Linked DNA regions of Homo sapiens: region 1 is linked to region 2. The links are chromatin contacts, found by Hi-C or POLR2A ChIA-PET in ENCODE. All regions are on one chromosome and are shown on one strand. Each heading gives the region's core, a stretch centred on a gene start or an enhancer-like site at or near the end of the contact. The rest is flanking DNA. Distances are from core to core; before and after follow the strand shown.

Region 1 (2,956 bases), core at 330-2,829, 65 kb before region 2:
CCTATATTAGTCTTTTAAACAGGGTTTCAAGGTATTTTGATATTTTGTCCCACCGAATTGTCCAGAGTAGTTTCAGTGGGAAAGATTAATTATCTGCTTCAGGGCAAAGTCAACAGAGATATTGACTGAAATCGCATATGCTTATCCTAGGTTAAATCTTAGGGTTGATGTATAATGGAAAACGTGGGAGAGAAATTTATGTCCTTAGTATTAAATATATTATAATGTTTCATTGGAAATCAAGTTTGTAGTTTCGCAAAGAGTTTTCGCATTCAGAATTTATTAGCAAAACAGGCATATGGAAAACTGTAAAATGATTCAGTTTCAAAACAAATTATGATAAACACAAAAAATAGGGATGAATTGTACTAAATACAATGTTTTCATACACATTTTAAATTAAACTTTAATAGCCACATGCTATAAAACAATACATGTATTTATGTTGCTTTATAATTTTTGTGATTATGTTTACTATAATGATTCATAGAAACTTTACTTTGGAACCTAAAAATACCTTGTTTTATGACCTGATAGTGAAACAGCTACAGTTACACAGGTGAAAGTTCATCTTTTCCTCCATAGTGTTTCAGCAATGAACCAAAAGGAGGAGAAAAAATGTATATCACATTTTTAAAATATCTTAAGAAATAAACTTGGTAAAATGTGAAACCTGACTTTACTATCTTTCAAAGAGCACATGTCTAACAGTAAGCTATATAAATATGAACCAGACTTTTCATTCACTGATTTCTCTTGCTAAAAGCAGCCAAAGGAAGGGAGTTTGTCTTGTTAGTCACATTAGACGGAGGAAGAAAATCTGGTTTTTCAAGGATGGAATTAGGGTGCAGACTTGGGGCTCTGGGGAAGTAACTGGCCCTCTTTGTGTCTGGCTTCCCATCAGTAAAATGGGGTTTGATAATAAGTCTAGAGATCCCTAATTCTGTACCTGCTGAGTCAAAAGCTGCTTTGTATTTCACTGTGTATTTTGCCAGAGTAACGACTAGGAAGCAGCCCCTTGTTCCTAGAGCACTTTGAGAGCCTTAGATGAAAGACACAATATATGTACAAAGTATTATTATTATTGATGGGTTTGTGTAGCTCCCATTAACGCTGATGGGAGTTACGCATGTGAATTGGCAAGAGAATAGACCCCTCAGTGTTTAGAGCACATGAAATTTACATTTTTTCCAGTGCTGTAATTGAGATGTTGACAAATTGGAGAATATTGATGAGCCTTTGTTTTAAGTATTTCGTGCCAAGTTTGTTTTATTTTTCCTGGTTTGAACAATGGTATGGGTTCAGCCGCAATGAATAAAAAGGGTAGAGTAAAGATAACTTTGTATTTCAATATTTTGATGTGCCAATATGAAATAAATTGTCTTAGGCAAATGGAATATGCTGTTTTAATCATTAGCTATGCATGAAAGAAAAATTGATGTTGACATCTTTGCTGTAAAATCGTTGTAATGGGGCCTTCCTTACAATTCATTTTTGTAAAATTCATTTTGTACATTTTGCAGCAATTGAACAATCCCTGCACTGTGAATAGGCAGGATTCCCAGAAATACCGAGACAGTTGGCCCAGTAACTGCTGAGCTCACACTGCACACCACACGCACGTTAACCATACTGTTGCCAGACCCAGTTAACCTAAATACATTAGCATTCTAGAATCTATATTGCTCTAATCTTTCAGGACACAGGGCTGTACAAGCCAGCATAGTTCTCCCTAACTCTGCCACCTACCACGTCCCTCTGTTGATGTCCCCATCTATTTTCCAGGCGATGAGGCTAGAATTCCTCATAGCTAGATATTTATTTATGTATTATACAGTTGTTTAGCAATCATGGTGTTGAAACCTACAAATATCTCCTTAGTAGTGAATGTAAGTGTTTATAGGTAAGCAAATGTCTAAGATAGTATTGCACTTTTGAGCTTATAATACATGTTATAGTTATAAAATAGTATTTTTTTCCCACCAAAGTATTCCAGTTATATATTTAAAGAGGAGGAGGGGGCTTCAAACCCACTTACTGTGGGTCCTGAATATGTTCTACTGGGATTTCTTATTCAGTCTAGGAAAACTCTGTCAATGGAATGTTTTCATAGTGGCGGCAATCTCTTTAAAATAACCCTAAATACAATATGACAGATGCCATCTGGCATAATCTTTTGCTAGTTGCTTCTAACTTTTATTTTTCCTAGAGCTAAGTTCATCCAAAACTGGTCACTTACTGTTATGATAAATACAATGACATTTTTTTTCCTTCCTGTCCTCCTAATTGTGTCAAAAAAATTCTGTGAGACTATAATTGATAATTGAACATTGCCATAGAATAAACTGTTGTATATGGACTATTTACATTGCATTTTCTTTCTCTTTTCTCCCCCCAAATAAAATTTAAAATAATGCCATTCTTTAACCATCAGCAAACATCCAAAGATTTTCTGTTGATTTTTCTCAAGACTTTTTAGAGTAGTAACCATTAGAAGTAAAATTAAATTCTTCTAATAAATAAATGCTCTAGGAGCATGTAATGGTGCCCATAAATGCTTAAAAGGTTTCTATAATTGCTGTTAATTTTGAGTAATTTCTTCCTATATGTATCAACTTACTTGAGAAACCCAGATTTGGGATTTCTAGATTTTTTTTTTAACTGAGTCATGTAAAGGGATGTCTCCTGATGCCAGTTAGAGTTTAATTTAGAGTAGTAATTAAACTTGAATACTGCCTCATAAACAAAAGATAAACAATAAACCAGCCACGTTCCCTGCTGTTTCATAGCTTTCTTTCCCAGATGTTTTAGCCTGATAATTTTTACACAGTGAACTACCTAACATGGAGTTTTGTGGACAGAGGTAGAAAATGAGTTTTCTTTTTTGGTGTTTTTTTTTTTTTTTTTTTTTTTTTTTGGTTGTTTTTTCCTGGCAATCCTTTTTTCCTTCCAAAAA
Region 2 (3,302 bases), core at 154-2,653:
CTCTCTAAGAACATCTTGGGCCCTGGGTTCTGGCAGACGTTTCTTATTCTTACTTCACTGATCCCTTTTCGAGCTGCTGGAGGGACTTTTTTTTAAGTTGCTACCGTTGATACAGTTGCTATTAATCACCGTCTGCCATGTTGTGACGCAGGTTTAATAACATCTCATTGAGTGGCTCTCGCAAACTGGAGGCTTACCAACAGCACTAGCCTTTGATATTCGACTCACACCAGGAAAAAGAAAATGTAGAGTTAAAAAAAAAAAACACTGCAAATAGAAAAAAGAACAAAAACTGGAGAAAACAGAGTGAAATCAAAAACAGATAGCTTTCTGTGTGCAGCTTAGTTTGCCATGGGAGCAGTGAAGCTATAAATCTCAGCAGTGTTGTTTGAAAACTGAACATGAGGCTGCTAAATTTATCATTCATTCTTTGTTGTTTCAGGGAGGGGAAGAGCTAGCTGACTTGGCTAACTTTGGATTCTGCCCCCTCCCATCAGTAACGTTTCATTTTTCTCCAAATAAAATCAAAATTTGTTTTTTCCTGGATCAAAGAATACTGGGTGATTTTTACCAATGGTTGGGGAAAGAAGGGGGAAAGGAGGACTGGCTTTGAGTCATCCATGTGCTGTGGGAGTGTGTGATTTCTTCCACTTCATAAATGTGGGGACAGGATGGTTTTCTTTCGTTATAGAAAGAAAGGATATACACATCTCCTACTATATACTTTAAAAATCCATATGTAGAATGTAAAAGCATGGAGAAAGTTCACCACCACGAGGATATCTAGAGCCTCGTGAAGCTGCAAAATTCCCTCCTTTTGTTTGCACTGGTGCTCTATGTTGCACTGCACAGGGGGAAAAAAAAGGTAGAAAGCAAGCCTGCTACAGATGTGACTAGCTATGAATATTCATGAGTGCCATTGCTCCTCCTTTCCTAGAGCATCCAGGCCTTTCTGATCTTCCTCTTGCACAGCTCCCAGATGCTCCCCCTGCCACCCACCCCACACTTCCCCCACCTCAAATCTGCCCTCCCTGACCAACCCTGGAACAAGACTGCAGTTTATTTCGATAACATCCTGGCATGATACAGTGATCGGTGGCCTTAGAAGTGTGTTTGTGTGTGTGTGTGCATGTGTGTGTGTGTGGATATACTCCTGCACCAAAACAAAGGGGGAAAAGAAAAAAAATGTAATTATCTACAGTTTTATGAATTCAACTCCCCTTAATGTTCATTATTTAAACCAGCAGCAATTACAAGTTCAAAGGGGTTTAGAGGGCCAGCAACCCGCATAATCACTGCCAAATTAAGCGGGACTCATTCGTCACAGGAGAGTACACCCTGAGCAGTGAATCATGCATGCCGTGACAGGCTCTGATTTACATAAAGCAGAAATCTGTGCCCTCTGGGGCTGCACGTTACTTCTTCTCAGTAGCCCTGTGATACGTGAATTTTCTTTTGGTATTAGGAAGCTGATACTGCCTCCGACATGGCATAGCGTTCCGCTAAATATTGACAATAGCTTTTCACTTTAGTGTATACTTGAGCTCAAGTCACATGTTGGGCCACAATGTCAGTGCAATTCTGATTCTGGGAAAGAAAAGAATTTGTTTCCCCTAAAGTTTCTGAATTAAGTACTTTTATGATTAAAAAGAATGAGAGTTTGGTGGTACAGTTGTGTTTCCTTTTATCCCAATCTGTTCAGGTCCATAGTTAAAAATCTATGGTGCTGATAAGGAGCAAAAAAAAAAAAAAACCCTTAGACCTATGACCTAAGTGCCTGAAGGGAGTGATCCGTTGAGGAATGCCCCCTAAGGCCCTTTCCTGTTTGGCATTTAGAGAACTTTTGAGTGTTACCTAGTGACAGTTGGAGACGATAATTGAAGTAACCTGTGCTCTGAAGCTGGACTTTGTGTTACCAAACTTGAGAGGACTTCTGATTGGATGGTCCAGGAAACCTGCCTGAGTGCCGTCATCAGCCATTGAAATCTCTTGGGTCTAAACAATAAAAAATTCCAGAATTAAGTTCAAATCAAAATGCATTTGGTTTAGGATGATTGTGTCAGACACCAAAACAACATATGTAGATTTTTATCCCCCATTCTTAGATGTTCTCTCTTGTCTCTTTAGGCAAACCTTGGCACTATTTTATCAGTTGTTTTCTCTCTTTTGGGAAGAGCTCATTTTTCCATTTGTGGCTCAATCATCTTGGTGTTATGATGTCATTTCCCCACACAGTCATTCTCTTTTCTCAGATATAGTACTGCATCCACACTTAGGATTGGAAGCATTTGGGCTTTGAGAATTAGTTTGGCAATTTGGGAGATAATCGACCCTTGTTTTTGTGCTGACTTTGAAGTGCAGATAAAGGTCTTGTGGTTTTGTGTCTTGTAACTGGGTCTACGCTTCACATATATCTAAGCAGTGGGTTTAAGAAGTTCTTTGCAATAGATCACAGTAGTTTGTGAAGCAATGTGACAAAATGGACCCAAAGCACCCTTAAACAGGCTTCCTGGTGTTCTGCTATTGTTAACATTCTACCACCACCACTCAAAGCCTCCAAAATTTCATCTTGCCATTAAGTCTCTAGATACTTTGTTTCCCTGGGTTCTTGCCCATATCTTCCTCCCTGAGATTCTTCACCAAGTGGAGATTTTGTATGCTCAAGTGTGAAGTTACAGAAATGTTGTCTCTACTGTCACAAGTATACTGTAAGGTGGCCTGCTTATACTGGAAAGAGGAGTAAGCCAGGAATATCAGTCCCAGGTTAGTCCAGTTAAGAAACCAGGTTAAATGGACAAGTTGTTTCACCTCTCTGAGCTTCAGTTTCTTCAGTTGTAAAATGGGTATAGTCATTTCTATTTTGCTTAACCCAGAAGTTGTTATAAGGAGTGGTAGTTGTTAATTTTATTTCATTGCCAAAGCTCTGAATTCATTGAGCTGTTTGAGTTCCTCCTAGAATATATATATGTATTATATATATATGTAATATATTAGCAATATTATATATATATATAATTTTTTTTTTTGAGTTGGAGTTTTGCTCTTGTTGCCCAGGCTGGAGTACAAAGGCGTGACCTCGGCTGACTGCAATCTCTGCCTCCTGGGTTCAAGTGATTCTCCTGCCTCAGTCTCTGGAGTAGCTGGGATTACAGGCGCCCACCACCATGCCCAGCTAATTTTTTGTATGTTTAGTAGAGACGGGGTTTCACCATGTTGGTCAGGCTAGTCTTGAACTTCTGACTTCAGGTGATCCATCCACCTCGGCCTCCTAAAGTGCTGGGATTACAGGTGTGAGCCACGGT

What was found. Hi-C counts contacts between places; a loop is a spot of excess contacts on that map. ChIA-PET counts read pairs that join two places held with the same protein, here RNA polymerase II (POLR2A). Pooled maps may share reads with other maps.
Region 1: a loop to region 2 is called in a pooled map of left cardiac atrium, with 2.0 times the contacts of the local background. The contact joins two enhancer-like sites. A Hi-C loop is called at or near these places in 25 of 168 maps with a recorded cell type or tissue (Calu3, Right ventricle myocardium inferior, Right ventricle myocardium superior and 12 more), 1 of 37 single-sample maps with no recorded cell type and 26 of 50 pooled maps. POLR2A ChIA-PET finds 5 or more read pairs at or near these places in 4 of 52 experiments (BJ, GM12878, HepG2 and 1 more).

What each region holds. Positions count from the first base shown.
Region 1 is chr15:37,078,567-37,081,522 of GRCh38, reverse strand. The region is part of intron 7 of MEIS2 (Meis homeobox 2); the gene reads left to right. Among named protein-coding and RNA genes, the nearest start is that of MEIS2, 21 kb to the left of the region's middle. Within about 2 kb of position 1,579, at least 2 of the 41 ENCODE cell types and tissues checked have a DNase peak (open chromatin) inside an H3K27ac peak, as active enhancers do.
Region 2 is chr15:37,013,297-37,016,598 of GRCh38, reverse strand. All of the region lies in intron 8 of MEIS2 (Meis homeobox 2), which reads left to right. Among named protein-coding and RNA genes, the nearest start is that of MIR8063, 42 kb to the right of the region's middle. Within about 2 kb of position 1,403, at least 8 of the 41 ENCODE cell types and tissues checked have a DNase peak (open chromatin) inside an H3K27ac peak, as active enhancers do.